2 separate regions of the Homo sapiens genome follow, and region 2 is linked to region 1. A link is an interaction called in ENCODE POLR2A ChIA-PET data of the cell type or tissue named here. Cell type or tissue: IMR-90. All regions are shown on one strand. Links, peaks and the distances in the headings refer to the core of each region. The heading gives the core; the rest is flanking DNA.

Evidence for each region. Peaks named below come from ENCODE experiments on the same cell type or tissue, not always from the same donor. Only the 100,000 strongest peaks of a DNase experiment are listed, where the experiment ranks them.
Region 2: POLR2A ChIA-PET joins it to region 1 with 20 read pairs; 2 of 35 experiments call an interaction of 5 or more read pairs at or near these places.

Annotation. Positions count from the first base shown.
Region 1 is chr5:159,200,745-159,208,843 of GRCh38, reverse strand. RNF145 (ring finger protein 145) reads left to right here. Exons shown (of 11, transcript NM_001199383.2): 2 at 5,188-5,410. The coding sequence starts at 5,227. LOC107986468 (a long non-coding RNA gene) reads right to left here and starts at 817. Exons shown (of 2, transcript XR_001742943.2): 1 at 164-817. RefSeq lists enhancers at 506-625, 736-785, 876-925, 525-1,180. In IMR-90, for the core only: no CTCF peak of the experiment used is centred there; no DNase peak of the experiment used is centred there; H3K4me3 peaks cover 1,014 bases; H3K27ac peaks cover 1,395 bases.
Region 2 is chr5:159,893,267-159,901,365 of GRCh38, reverse strand. It overlaps a transcript of ADRA1B not described here. Among named protein-coding and RNA genes, the nearest start is that of ADRA1B, 19 kb to the left of the region's middle. In IMR-90, for the core only: no CTCF peak of the experiment used is centred there; a DNase peak (open chromatin) is centred at 1,485; H3K27me3 peaks cover 691 bases.

The sequences.
Region 1 (8,099 bases), core at 1,919-6,918:
TCCCCCTTTGCCTCCCCAGCATCCCATTTCTAGGCCTTTTTCAAGACCCTTCCAGAGCGGCCCCTTTCCAGCTCCCTTTCTCGTTTCCATTTCCAACTTTGCCTCTTTTGCCTCTTTGTTCACTTTGCTTCCAAGCTCCCCTCCCTCTTTCCCTTCGTCTTACCCTGCTTTGATCTACGCAGCCCCAAACTCAAGCTCCCCGCTTTCAGGTGGTGCGAGGTTGTTTGGGGGTGCGGAAGGGCCTGCCAGTCCATTTTTCGAGGGGGGCCCATTGCTCTGCATCCCGTCCGTCAGTCCCTTTTATAGTAAGAGGGCTCCTCATCCCTTCCTTTTTGTCCCCGTGGTTTCCTCTGTCTTGCCATCCCTTCTGTCTTCTCCCTCCAATACTGCTTTCCCCACCCAAGGACCCTCAGACCCGTGAACCCCCTTTCTGGAATGAGTTCCCTTTCTGTTCGGGGATGCTGAACTTCGCCCGCGTTTTTCTTCGCGAGCCTTTTGGTACGTGGCGTGGCGCGACAGAGTCAGCACCCTTGGCGAGATAGGAGGGGAGCTCTCGAGCCTCTTTCCTGGAAGAGTTTTTGCTGAACGTAATCTCTTAGCCCCGCGGCGGCGGCGGCCCGGTTGCTGCTGCTACTGCTGCTGCGCTGCCTGCTTGCCGCGAGCTGGGTTGGGGTTACTGTAGTTCAAACGCATCTGAGATCTGCAGGCGTTGTGGGAGGAGGTGCGGGGAGAGAGGAAGGGGCCTGTGCAGTGAGCAGGCATCAAAGATTAGTGGATGGCCTTGCGTCGCAGTCTGCAGTAAAGAGGAAACTAGTCTGAAAGGGAAGGAGAGGACTGTGTGTCTTTTTATTTTTTAAAATACGGAGTGTGCAGTTTTACTGAATCTTGAATCATGCCCAAAAGAATGAGCTGTCGGTGCTGCAGTCGTGACCCAGGCTGAGCGGCCGATGGCAGAGGTAGCAGTTTTATTTCCTCTCTCTGTTCCTTAAGTTGAAAGATGGCCTTTGTATTCAGAGTAGACTCCCTGTCTTTGCGGTTTGGGAGATGATGAGAAACCACAGAATTGCTAGTAGTTTATGTGGAGATCAGGTACATACAAAGTTAGCTAGCAAGGAGTGGGAGTGGGGAGGACCAGCTATATTTAAAACATGTGCCATTGCTTATGTAAGAAATGCGTTCTCTTTCCTGGTATCTCAGTTCTGGGCTTTTACTTAGAATTTTAGGCTCTAGCTTTGTGCTCTTAACATTTTCAGTGAGGCCTACCATCCTAACCGATGGACAGCCCGAAAATTTACTTTTCTTAAGATCAGTTTTAGTTGATGGTAGAATTTTTTTTTTTAACTGGTTGGGAGAAAGAAAGGAGATAATGGTGAATGATGATTTTTGTTTTTCTTTTTTAGGGGGAAGGTGTAGAAGTATTGTACTGAATAGTTTTAAGTTGGGTCACGTGTCATTCTTGTTTTTTCTTTGTCTTTTTAAAAAAAAGTTTAGGAGGTGTATTTTTGAAGAACTCAAATAAGAGAAATAAAAAATCACATTTTTCATTTCTCTTATTTGACATAGTTCTTCAGAGATTAGCTGTGACTGTAAAAACCTACATTTTTCTTATTCAGGACGATTTGTTTGGTTTCTTCATATTCAAAACTAAAATCCCGTATTTTCAGGAAAGTGTAGAATGAAGCCCCCTGTGTTTTCTAACCCACAAATTTGAATGGTAAACTGTACAGCATTATACTTCTACAAGACATTACTGTTTTCATAATTACGGATTGCTGCTTCTAAGCCTGAGAAGGTCATTTAATGAACTCATTGAGGTCTCCTTTTTGGTTAGCATTTGTTGCACCTCTTGTGGTTTTTGGAAAGAAATGCCTTTTTTTTTTTTGGTTTGTTTTTAGCTGTTTTACTGTGTAAAACATCTTTGAGTCACATTTAGTTTATGTTACCTGCAGACACATCATGTTGGATATTACTTTCCCAGTTCTTTTCAAAGTTCAAGGAGGACATTTTAAAATCTTGCATGGAAGATAAAACAGTATAGGAAGTTTATGTATTTGGCTTTGGGTGTGTTAAACCTTTCGGTTTTTTCTGCTTTCAGCTCTCCTGCTTATTTTCTAGGATTATTTGGTATTATTTTGTTTTCAAGAGAATATTGAGCTCCCCTGTACTTTAGGATATGCTGATTAGCCCTGTTTGACAATAAATCTGGAACAGGATAAATTAGGCAACATTATAAAGGTATTCTCTAGATCAGGAGAGAAGGCTCCATTTTACTTCGTGTTTGTATGATATAGTGATTTGGCAGGTGTGAGTAATTGCAAGTACTTGCAAAGAAGATGAATATTTTAAAGTTTTGTTTTGATGTTGGTTTAGTGTGTGGTGCTAAAGTGTAGTGTAAAGTACCTATTTGTATTGATAACTATCATGTGCTCTTTTACTTTAGAAGGGTTCAAAGTGATAAGGTTTTGAAATTTTTTTCTCTTTGATTTTCCATGTATTAAATTTGTTTCGTCAGTGCCTTTATACATGACCAGCTTGCCACTGACTTGCTAAAATAACATTCACGTATAGAAATAAATGCAACATTTAGTTTCGTTTATTTGGGCGTATTTAATTCTATCCAAAGTCCTTGTTAAAAACATTTCAGTCTCGAGTTGACTATGTAGTAGAGGGGGATCTTGGATATTGTTTTTTATTGACAGCTTTCGGGACCCGGTATTTTCTCTTTATAGAAATAGAAATGTGTCCTGTTTTCTGTTTCTTATTATATTTGTTAGGCAGGAGTGGTGGGTGGAAATAAAGAGGGAACATGTACCATTCTGCTAATGGACTTTTGTAATAGAGATGATCCTCTGTACGGATTAGGGAGTTTTTCTTCCCTAGCAGATCTTGATTTCTAAAGCAGGATTAGTTATTTGTTTAGTTTAAATTTTCTTCTTTACCCGTTTAGGAGCCACAGTAAATGGTGAAAATGGGCACATTTTAAAATAGCAAAGCATTGAAAAAAGAGAAAGGTTCCAAATCAAATGAAATAAATATGGGCTACAAGTGTTAAATCAGTAATAGCTCCTCCCTCTCTTGTTACTTATAAAAACAGAGTAATGATTTATATTGGATTCCAGAATATAGAAAAATAGTTACTTTTCGATGGCAGTATAAAGACTGTCAGTAATACTGTCATCTCAGTACGTGGTGATTTTCAAATATGGTGGCTGGTGGTTTGTGAGAAGATCTATTCAATATTACTTTGAAATAAATTCCCAAGAGGGTATTGGGTTATCAGTTTGCTCACCAAAGTAAGTCTTTCCACTGTAATTCCTGAAGTTATCTAGATGGCTTATACACATTAAAATGCATTAAACTCTTTACCAACAATTTCTGTGAATGTTTTGGTGTATTTTTTCCTGGGATTAGAAAAAATAATAATATCATGGGCTTTGAGAAATTTAGATTCCTCAGTGGTTGGTTTGCAATAAATATTAAAGGTTAGAGATTTTATTTTTCAGTGCATTTTTCCTTCTTAGGACATGATATTTAGTTCTGATTTTCACAATAATATTTTTTCTTATGTAGGAAAATTATGAAAATGATCTTGTTCATGTGAAATAATCAGAATTGCAGTACTTATCTATAAAAATGTTAAATCTATATTATTGGCAGGCTATATATATAAAACATTTGGGTTATGGGAATGGTTGATATATGATTATTGAAAAGCTTTTATTGATAGTGTGCCAAGTTGGGTTGCCTTTAGCTTTTTGACTATCTGAACTAGGAAGCTATGAAAATTGGAGGGTAAGATGGAAATACTGACAAATATTTAACCATAGCATAGCAATCTGTCACTATAATTTTCTGCAGAAATAAATGTTTTCGTTTGTCCTGTAATGTCTGAAATTACTGCTAAAGCTGGAAATGTGTTTAGCTTTCTCAGCAAAATTCTTAAAAGGATATTGTCAGAGCCAACAATCCAGAATTATCTTTACTCTTTAAATTGTTCTTTACCCACTTTTGTTTGCTTTTTTTTTTTTTTTTTTTTTTTTGAGACGGAGTCTAGCTCAGTTGCCTAGGCTGGAGTGCAGTATTGTGATCTCTGCTCACTGCAACCTCTGCATCCCAGGTTCAAGCAATTCTTCTGCCCTAGCCTCCTGAGTAGCTGGGACTACAGGTGTGCACCACCATGCCCGGCTAATTTTTGTATTTTTAGTACAGACGGAGTTTCACCATATTGGCTAGGCTGGTCTCGAACTCGTGACCTCATGATCTGCCTGCTTCGGCTTCCCAAAGTGCTGGGATTACAGGCGTGTGCCACTGCGCCCGGCCTTGTTTGCCCTATTTTATATTTTTTTGGATTAATTTGAAGTTCTACCATATAAAGCAGTATGGCATTGAATTGTCCCTTTAAATAGTAAATTGTCCTGATAACTGCCTTTCATTTCCTCCTCCCCCTGCCCCCCCCCACTACTTATCATGGTCTGTGCAGAGACAGGGGCTGCAGACTCAATGCCTGGCGTCTTCCATGTGCCTGCTTATCTGTGTATCAAGGGAAGAATTTGATGAACACTTGAAGGCAGATTATGGGAATTTTAGACCATATTTAACTTTAAAGATTCAAGGAAATGATATTGTAAATAATGTTCCCTCTACCTGTATCTACATCATGAGTTCTCTGGATTGTAAATTTAGCACTTCAATTTTGATTGTAAGTGAATAAGGAAAAGCATAGAGTACAAGATGCTGCAAACTAAACGTGCAGTTATCAAGTTTTTATTGAATTGCTTAGGCTTTTTCATAGAGTAAATATTCAAAATTCACCCTCTTATGAGCTACATAAATCATAGTTTTATTGGAGTGAGTGAATTTTTCAAGTTAATTTTATACAAGTTACAGTAGTCTTACAGAGTGTTTTGTTCCTAGATTTGGAGTTAGTGGCCTTTTAAAAAATTAGTTTTGAGGCCAGAACATTTAATCAGAATTATAAGATTGGACAGAACTGAATGGGTCAATGTGAAAACACAATACAGAGGTTATTTTATGAATATCTAAAAATAGTAGTTGTGGCTGAGAAGTAGTATACGTTCTCACATAGTTTTGTACAGTGTGTGACAACCTATTAGATTCGTGAAAGGGTATCTAAAAGCGATTTGTGTTGACTTTTTATTTTTATATATTGTGTCTTCTGAATTTTAGGTCTTCTCCAAGAAAAAAAAAAAGAAAAAAAAAAACAACATGGCTGCAAAGGAGAAACTGGAGGCAGTGTTAAATGTGGCCCTGAGGGTGCCAAGCATCATGCTGTTGGATGTCCTGTACAGATGGGATGTCAGCTCCTTTTTCCAGCAGATCCAAAGAAGTAGCCTTAGTAATAACCCTCTTTTCCAGTATAAGTATTTGGCTCTTAATATGCATTATGTAGGTGAGTGTCTACATCACATTTTCTAATCTTCTAGTGAGCATTCTGATTTATGTCTTAGTATCTTTTTGAATTTGGGTAAAATGAAGTTCATTTTCATTAAGATGATAGTGATATAGTTATTGATGAGTGTTTATGAATCTTGATAGTTTTGTCTTATCATTGCACATGAATTATTAAGGCTACAAGAAAGTAAGCAGTATTGGATTTATTTTACTGGATAAAACTGGAAGGCAGAAGAAAACATTCTAGATTTTAATATGATGAAATATAAACAATGAGAAATACTTTTAGAGACATTTGGCCCCTTCTAATTTGTCCTTGTTTTGGGGTTTGGTAGTAATTCAGAAAGTAAGCTTTTTAAAATGCAACATTCTTTATTGTTCCCTGAGATAAACGAAAACATTAACATCAGCTGAAGATAAAGTGTTCAGTTAAATGAAATTTGGGAAATGATACTATAATACTTTGTTCCATAAAAAAAATCCTCCTGGAACTATAATTTTTTTTTTTTTTGCTTGAATCCCCTTTCAAGAAAAATGGAACTATCATTGATATGCTATGGGGTTAGTGGTAAAAATAATGATAAGAGATTGAAGAAATTAAAGTCAAGAAATACAAGCATGAAACAGATAAAATTTACCTAGAATAAAAATCATGATCCTTACTTTTTAGGTTTTGGTTTATTTGTAATGTATATAGCAATATATTTTATTAATGTTGTGATTGCAGAGTTCCAGACATGGTTTGAATGGTACTATAGTGGTTTTGCTAATATTTTATTATTAGAGTTGCCTGTCACAAAATATATCTTTTATAAAGTCATGAAGAGTTGTCCTGTCTCTCTGAGATTTATTTTTATCACTTTCTGGGTTCTAAAACTTAGCCCTGAGAACGTTCCCCTTACATCCCTAAGAGGTAAGCTGTTGTGGAAAGAAGTATGATGTAGTAGAAGAGATGGTGCACTAGAAACAAAACGTTTCGGTTCAGTAAACTCATCTTTTGTGGATAGCACTACCTTGGGAATGTCTCTGAAATGGGAAAGTTCCTTTATGTTGCAAAACACTGTAATTCTCAGCCTTTTATGAAAGGCTTTGTATGTTAGCCAATTTATGGAAAGTAATTCCCGTCAGTTGTAGAACAACTGGGTACTTGGCTTAGATTTTTAGATTAATCAGCAAAGTCATACATACTGTGGTTTTAAAAATGTGCTTATATATTGTTTCTGAATAGGTTGAAATATTTATTATAAAAACAGCTGCCTGATAACCAGGAATATTAATTTTAGAAATTGAATGTTTTCGAGTACAATTGAAGTTCATAATCTGGTTTATAATTTTATAAAGTTAGTTGAGCCATCTTAAATATGCTTACTCCATGCCAAAGTAGAGTAAGCTCAGTGGTTGCATGAACAGATATTTTCAGCTTGAACAATGTTTTGGTTGGAGTTACCTTTGTCAAAATATTACATAGTGTTTATGTAATGCTCCTGTTTACAGAATTTCACCCTCAAATACAAATCAAATTTCACCTTAATAAAATAATGTATCTACATTCAGAAATAAAAAAGCATAAAAAGTATTTAATGAAAAGTATCTCCCTCCCATCTCTGTTACTCATTCGCTGAGTTCTCACTCTGAACACCATGTAGCTTTTATTTCTTTCTGTATAATTCTAGAGATATTTTTATGTATATATAAGTAAATATAAAAAATGTATATTTCCCCCCTTTTTATACAGATGTTAGCATGGTATACATGGTTTTGAATCATGGTTTTTGTTTGTGATGTATGTGGAGCCATAACTACTGCTTTTAGATATTTATGAAATAGAGTTTTGTGCTCTTTTTCTTATGATGACAGTCTGCCGGATCTTAAAGACTCTCTTGAGTAGATATCGAGGCCTCATTTCTCCTCTTCCCGATTGCATTTTACGTTGGCATAGTATCTTCGTATGGATATACCATAATTTATTGAACTAATTACTCCATTGGTGGACATTTTAGATAGCCTACCTTCTGCTATTTTGTACAGCGTTGTGCTAAATAACTTTGTATAGCTATAATTTCAACAAGTACAAATATAACCTGGGGCTAAGTTACTAGAAGCGAAGTTGCTGGGTTAAAGAGTACAGTGGTCCGTCGGTGTATGCTGGAAGTTGGTTCCAGGATGCCCACGTATACCAAAATCTGCGCATACTCAGGTCCCTCAAGTGACCCTGTGGAACTATGTATGCAGAAGGTTGGCCCTCTGTATACGTGGGTTTTGCATGTTGCAAATACTGTATTCCATAAGAGTTTGGTTGTAAAAAATCTACATGTAAGTGGACCCTCACAGTTCCATCCTATGTTGTTCAAGGGTTAACTTATATATATTTGTAGTGTTGACAGATAGTACTTTCCATAGGGTTTTACTATTTTGTACCTCCAAAAACCGTGGTTGAGAGTTCCTACAATCCTATATTATCAAAACAGCCTGTTACCACAAATATTTTGGCTACTCCAATAGGTGGAAAAATTGATTTTTTTAACTCAATGTAGTTTTAGTTTGCATTTCTATTATGAATGAATTGAACATACACATACTTAAGAAAAACCTGTATTTTCTCTTCTGAGAGTTGTCAGTTTATATACCCTGCCCACTTTTCTGTGAGATTCTTTTTTTACCAATTTGTGGGAATTTGGTATACATTA
Region 2 (8,099 bases), core at 1,372-6,371, 690 kb before region 1:
AGTGATCCTAGTGGGGTTCTATTTGACTTATTTGGCTGTGCTGGAAGAGCAAAGGGTGAAGGGTGCACCTGCTGACAAGACCCGTCACTTCTCCCTCTGCCTTTATCCTCTGAGGAAGGCAGGAGGGAGGAAAATGAGATTTCTCTGGGTTCTTCAAGAGAATGGATTATCTTTGATCTCTGACTCTTTGGGAGCTTGTTGGAATTTACATAATAAATAATTATAAGTTAATGTACCTACTTAAAAATAGTACATATATATTATATGTCTAATATCTATAACATGTATAATAGTAAAACATAATATAATGAATATATAATAATAAGTATATCCATAGGCAGGTTTTTCCCTTCGGAGTAGTCACCTCAGGAGGCCATGAGCTTGTTTTCATAGTCCAATTAAAACTATTTTCTCTCCTCTTTCATTATTCTTCTCAAACCAGTTTGCACATTCTTGTGACCATCATGGTGGAATTAAGTACTCATTCTTTGAGAGCAGATGTAATTTTCAGAAGCAATCCACAGTCCTTATGAAGACACTCTGAGCTGGTCCTTAGCCTGTCTGTCCCAAGTCCATTCCATGGCCTGTCTTGCACTGCTCTGCATGGCTGGGGGGCTGCCCACCCCCCAACCTGCCAGCTGGGCTTGCTCAGTGGGGGGTATGGCAGAAGGGAGAGAGACAAGAGAAGTGAGGACATTGCTCCCCTTTGCTGACTCTCTCTCTCCCTCAGGGGCTATTTCTGATTAAGTTTCGTCACTTTCATGGCTCTCACTACACTGGACAGATCTAGTAGTACAAATACATCTATAAAAATAAAATCAATGGCTTGCTACATGCCAGCATGAATTTGCTGTAAAATATAAAAGAAAACAGATTCTACTCACCATAACAACCAAATATGCAATGCCCAGGAATAACTTTAACAAGGAACGTACAAGACCTATATGAAGAAAGTGACAAAACTTTACTGAGGGGAATAAAAGAGGCCTTGAATAAACGGAAAGATGTATTCCACTTCTGGGAGCACTGTAAGGATGTCAATGCTTCTCAATTTAACCTATTAATTTAATGTTGTTCCATTGAAAATATCACTGGAATTTGGAGGGAATTTAATAAAATGATTCCAAAGTGCTTCTGGTAGAATAAATGCTTAAGAATAACCAAAAACTTTCAGAAAAAAAGGGTAGGTGGAGGGAATTTCCCTACCAGATTAAAAGGCTTGATAATGTAACTGTAGTTGAAACAGTACTACTGGCAGAAGGTCAGGCTGGCAGATTATTGGACTAGAATAGACTATTTAAACTAGATTCAGCACGTATGAGAATTACTGTGTTGATAAAGGCATTTGTGAGGAAAGGAAATATCACCTTTATCAATATATTAGTTGGGTATTTGGAAAAAATAAAGTTACAGCCTTACTTCTCATCTTACATCCACTGTACATTCCAGATAAATCTCTTGGCAGAGATTCTGGGAATCTTGTGGTCTAAAACAGTCATTTCACAGGCTATAAAACAGATACAGAAAGGAGAAAGATCTTGCCTGAGGACACACAACACATTAATAGCAGGGCCAAGGACTCTTTACTTCCGATTTGGAGCTGTCTACCCTTTAAAGACCCATCTTTACAGTCCAGTTCATTGCCTCCTGCCACAGTTTTCATTTCCATAAGGCATCACAGGAGTAGGGCTGCCGGGTGCCGTTGTGCAGGTTATGACTGTACCATTTCAGGGGGATCCATTTACATCAAAATCTATATGAGTGGTACCCTTTTGGAGCTGTGCAGAGCACTGTCAGTATGGGCATACTTAGGAGTCCTGCTCAGGAGGATGGATCTGGAATTCATTCTTCAGCAAGGATGATAAATACTTATGACATGCGGTGAAGCTTCTTTCTCCAGTACACATGGCTGTCAATCAATTTTCCAGGCATTGGCTGTCAATCATGTTAGTCTTTCCCACTGAGCCCAGACTTAATCTCAGAATCTTTCCCAACCAAATCCTCTAAGATATCTCAACCCAGTTCTTCCACTAGTTGCCTTTCCTTCTTTCCTTCCTTCCTTCCTTCCTTCCTTCCTTCCTTCCTTCCTTCCTTCCTTCCTTTCTTCCTTCCTTCCTTCCTTCCTCCCTCCCTCCTTCCCTTCCTTCTTTTATTTCTTTCTTCCATTCTTTCTTTTCTTTTCTTTTTTTCTTTTCTTTTCTTTCTTCCTTCCTTCCTTCCTGACAGGGTCTCACTTTGTCACCCAGGCTGGAGTGCAGTGGCATGATCAAGGCTCACTGCAACCTCAACCTCCCAGACTCAAGCAATCTTACTGCTTCAGCCTCCCACGTAGCTGGGACTACAGGTGTGCACCACCACACTTGGCTAATTAAAAAACTTTTTTTTGTAGAGATGGGGTCCCACTATGTTGTTCAGGCAGGTCTTCAATTTCTAGGCTCAAGTTATCCTCCTGCCTCTGCCTCTCAAATGTGGGATTACAGGCATGAACCATTGCTCCTGGCCTCCACTAGTTTTCAATTGTAGCTGGCCCTTGAACTAAATAAAATCCATTTGCTTTAACTGTTTTAAGTGAGTAGCTCAAATTTGTCCTCAGAAGGATCCCCCTTCCAAGTCTCTTCTCAGCTTCTATTCATTGATATCAACATAGATGTGATGAAACTGCCAAACAAAACAATCAATACGGCCATGGTAACATTATAGGATGCTTTAAGGATTAAATGCAAAAATGCAGATAAAATCTTTAGATAGTGACTGCCAATAATTAGTATTTTCAAATAACAATGAACTATTTAAAAATCACCTTGTTGAAATCTATAAACATGTGTTTGTTTTGCTAACAGCCTCTAATGTATTCTCAATCTAACCCCTAGTTTCCAAACATACATTAGAGATATAAACTGCTGAGTATTGTTGAGAATCATATGTTTATCAGAGTTTCAGTCATCAAACACACACACACACCCCACTTCTGGGAATCAGTTTCTGTGATCCAGAAGCTGCTAAAATCTATGGGCGATAGTTTTCTCTGCCCTCCTGTCTTACAGCTGTCTCCTGAGTCAGTCTCTCTCCCACTCTTCCTGCTCTCTGTGTTCACAGGGAACCAGTGATATGCAGGGTTGTGGGGGCAGCAGGGGTTAAGAGCAGCTTCAGTGGCTCCCTTTGGCATTCTAGAAGCAACCAAACACATTTGCTGGACCCAGATGCCAACACAACTGGTTCCTTTAAGTGGAATCATCAACAGAGCCAGCAGAGACACCACAGATCAGGCTTGCCAGGGCTTCTCTGCCTGTGGTTTGCCTGCCTGGCTGGGCAGGGTGAGGAGAGGGGAAGAGAGGGAAGGGGATGGGAGCCGGAAGTGGCAGGGAGCCCTATTAGCTATGGCATAAGATGCGGGAGCTGTGCCAGCCCCGAGCCCTCTGTCATCCCAGCCTCTGGCAGGAACATTTCTGTTCAGGCGCCAGTGCCCTTGTCCTTACTCTGCCATCGGGCCTTTTATAAGTGGACAAGGAAAAGGTGGCCAAACCCCTTAGATGTCCCCTTAGGTCAGAATGGCAGAGAATGTCCCAGCAGGAAGGGACTTTCAGGATCATGTAACCCAGACTCTTAATTTTACAGATGAGGGCACTGGGATTCTGGAAGCACCATCTTGACTCACATGTTTACCAACAAGGACAGGCCTGGGCTCTTTTAAAGACCCATACAGGACAACTCTGTGGGAGGTTAGTAGTTGCGCCTAATCTTGAGGAGAAATGGGCAGCGATTTTAGGAACCTTGGAAAGCCATTGGAGGAAACATTTCTGGCAGTGGGGAAATTTTAAAAATCACTCCACCTAAATGGCTACCTGCTTTGAGGGACCAGTCCTTTTTTCTTTTTTTTTTTTAGATGGAGTCTCACTCTGTCACCCAGGCTTGAGTGCAGTGGCGTGATCTCTGCTCACTGCAACCTCTGCTGCCCAGGTTCAAGCGATTCTCCCGCCTCAGCCTCCCGAGTAGCTGGGATTACAGGTGCGTTCCACCACGCCCGGCTAATTTTTGTATTTGTAGTAGAGACGGGGTTTCACCATATTGGTCAGGCTGGTCTTGAACTCGTGACCTCATGATCCACCCACCTCAGCCTCCCAAAGTGCTGGGATTACAGGCGTGAGCCACCACGCCTGACTGGGACCAGTCCTAAGCATAGCCAGGTTAGTTAGTGAGAGAAGCACAGGAAACGAGGAAAATAGTTGCTGGGGTTTAAAAAGCTGCATTTTCCTCCCAGCTCTGTCATCTCCTTGCTGTGTGACTTTGGATCAGTTGCTTGGTTGTCTGAGCCTTGACTTTCTAGCCATTGCCAATAGGCCCCAAAGGATTGCTGGGAGAAAAGAATAAAAGATATGCAGGCTATTTTTCCATTGTCTCATATTATATGAATAATTATTTGAGACCTGGGCAGAATTTGGTTATGTGGAGCTGTTTTACTTGTTTTGATGTGCTGAGCATAGAGTTAGGTGCTTTTCCATGGGAATTCATTAAATAATATGCAACAATCCTGCATCTTTTTGACTTGGTGACTTGGAGAAATAGGATTTGTTTTCCCCCTGTGCTGGGCAGTACTCTCTGTCCTTGAGAATTTTGTCAAGGGGGTTGTTACATTTGTGATTTCAGTGGAGCGCGGCTGATGAGTATGTTACCCTGAGATGATCACATCATAAAACAAGGATGGATTTGACAGAGGACCTAATATGCTCTTCACATGCAATTCATTTCACATCATATTTCGTTTCCAAACCCTGAGAAATACGGGATACCTGTGCCCACATTCACTAAACAGTAGCTTTTTAAATGTTTCTTCTCTGAGCACACACCTTTCATTTGACTCAGAAGGAACATGAGAATTCCAGGAACACATTTAATCACTTAAAATTAGTTGTGCCATCAGTCTCAGGAGAATTGACACAAGAACTGGGAATTATAGCAAGCACACTCATGGAAGCATGTTCCCCAGAAGATGGCTGCATTTGGGCTCAGGTGTGATTTCACATCCAAAGCTTTTAAAAATTTAAGTTTATCTAAATTGATCTTGAGTAACTTCTTCCTTTACCTTCCTTCCTTTAGCTTGTTTATTTATTTTTAACAGAAGGAGGTCCCATTTAAAAGTCATATTCTTTTGAATTCTAGAAACTAGAATTTCAAAGTCTTAGTTCTGCTTCATCTTCAAGTAACAGGACTGTCATTTATTGATTCAACAAATATTTACTGAGATTCTTCTATGTGTCAGGCACTGTGCTAGGTCCTGGGGATACCAGATTTCTGGGTAGATACCAATATAGCTTTTCATCCATCCATTCACCAGCAAGTATTTATTGAGCACCTACTATAGTTGTCAGGCACAGCACTATGTGAAGGGGACACAGGTGAATGAGACAGAAGAGATACTTGCTTTCATAGCCCCTATAGTCCGCTGGGAGCACTGAACTCCTGACCTCAGGTGATCCACCCACCTTGGCATCCCAAAGTGCTGGGATTACAGGCATGAGCCACCTCACCTGGCCCGGGAGCACTGAAATTGGACCACGCCTTCCAGGAGCTCACAGCTTGGTGTATGGGGCAGATATAGCACAAGAAATGCAAAACAGTATGTAAAGCCTTGAATACATTTGGACTGCAGAGAGCTTTGGAATGCCAAAGGGAGGATGGGAATGATCTTTTTTTTTCTTCAACTTTTACAAGTCCAGGAGTACATGTGCAGGATGTGCAGGTTTGTTACATAGGTAAACGTCTGCCATAGTGGTTTGCTGCACAGAAAGGATGGGAATGATCTTAAGAAAGAGTGGGATTGTAAATACTGAGCACAAGCTTGTAAACCTGAAACCTGGGTTTGAATTCTGTCTCTGTCTCTAGTAGCTGTGTAACTTTGGTGTCCCCTTGTCTTAATTTCCTGTTTTCTAAGAAGGTAGCAGTAGCATCTTGTTCCAGGTGGTGAAGCTTCAATGAGGCATTGTTTGTAAAGAAAGCATGTAGCACAGTTCCTGGTGGCTGCTCTTCTGCTTTCAGAGTTAATTCTGATAAAGACAAGATCCTTGGAAGGTGAAGATTCCACTGGGCCTGGGATGTGGTAAGCTGGCGAAATGGGTCCATGTGATCCTTGCTGCCATCTTGGTCTAGAAGGGTAGTGTCTTGTGAGAGGAAGAGCATCAGGCTCCAGCCGGCTCCACTTGTCGGCCTAGGTCAACCTTTCTCAGAGCGTGTGGGCTGCATAGATAGCGCTGAAGTGGTACAGAGGCAAGTGCTGAACAAATTGAAGAGCTGTGTATTTTTCTGTGTATTACAAAGATATCATCTTTCCATTTACAGTAGTTCTATAATGCTTCCTTTAAAGATAAATTTATATACATTAAAACATGATTTGATTTAAAGGAGAAACTTAAGAACTAGCGGAGGTATGTGAACATGGCAAAATCATGATGGTGCTTGTCTGATGCTCTGTTGTGCTAAAAGGAGCATAGGGAATGCTGGCTTGGAATGAGGTTCTTAATGGTAGTAGTTCTCCTTTTCCTTGTCTGTAAAATGACAGTGACAACATCACCTTCCTGGGGCTAGAGAGCTGACACGAGAGAATGCGTGTGAGGGGCCCTGCATAGTGAGTGGCCCTCTCCCCTGATGTTGCTCTATCCCTACCTCATGCATGACTATATTGCCCTCTTTTATTGTATCACGAACTAAAATTAATTTGTTTACAATTCCTCTCCATAACACTGAAATTCCAAACATTCTGAAAACTGAATGTTAAAAAAAAACAAGTTCGGCACACATCAGTTTATTTTTGATACAAATTTACAGTTTTTGTAGCAAAATTTGACCTAAACCGATGGGAAGCTATCTGCCTCCTTAATTTATCCCTCCAAGTGTAAATATTTACATGTGTGGAGACAGAACTGTGAATATGCTTGACTCTGATGTGCTGGCCTGGATTCTACGGAGTAGAGCGTATTATATGGTATTTGAAGTGCATAACCTCTCTAAAATGTGAAAAATTCTCTATCCCCTAAAACATCTGGTGACAAGCGTTTTAGTTAAAGGATTGCAGACTCTTAGTTGTTTGTTTTCCCAACCAGCACATAAATCCCAAGAGGGCAGGGATCACATTTGTTTTATTTAAGGCCATAGCCTCAGGCCTAGACCAGAACTGGCACATAGTAGGCACTTAGTAGATGTGAAGGAAGGCACTGAATGGGCGTCTCCCTGCGGGGCACCACAGCCTGTCTGTAGGGAGGGGGTTTCTAACACTTCAGCAAGGTGTAGCTGTTGACCACCTGGCCCCTTGCCAGGTAGGTGGATATTCTGGCCATGTGAGGGGCCAGCCTGAGTCCTGTGAAACTGGGTCTATCTTAGTGTTTGGTTCCAAGAGTGATTAGGTTTACTTGGGATGGTCCAGACTGGACACACTATGCAGAGAGGCCTTTCCAATCCAGGCCCCTCTGGCCTCTTAAACTCCCAGAGACTGGTGCAGATTCAGGGCCTGTGAAGCTATTTGAACTGTGGGAAAAACTTGCAAGTTTCCGCTTGCTTCCTGACCCATCAGGGCAGCCCCCAAATCTCTGGACTGGTATTTTCAAAAGCCTTTTGATGACAGTTGAGCCCCCGACTGCCTGTCTGCCCACCTTCCACAGACAGCACCCAGTTCTCTGCTCCTTTTGGCATAACAGAGCATCTTGCACGCAGCAGAAAGCTAGGAAATACTTACTGAATGACTGAACAAATGAAAGAAAGAAAGAATTGCATCTTTCTTGACATTTGACCTTTTCCCTTCTTCCTGGCTTAGTACAACCCCTAGTCTTTGCCTTTGAGGTCCCTGCATGTATGTCTTGTTTTCCACTTCATTTTGCAACATACTCAGCTATCAGTCTTGGCTCCCAGGCTGTGGTTGCCACTTGGAGCCCCTCCTTCCAAGCTGCCTCTCCATTCTCATATTCATCCCTATTAAGCATTGCTCCATCACTTCCTATGGATAAGGCACTGGGCATAAGCTCATTATCTCATTTAATTGTTTTATTCCCGCTTTACAGAGAGGTGAAGTAACTCATCCAACTTGGCATCAACTGCTCAAGTCACCAAAGGAG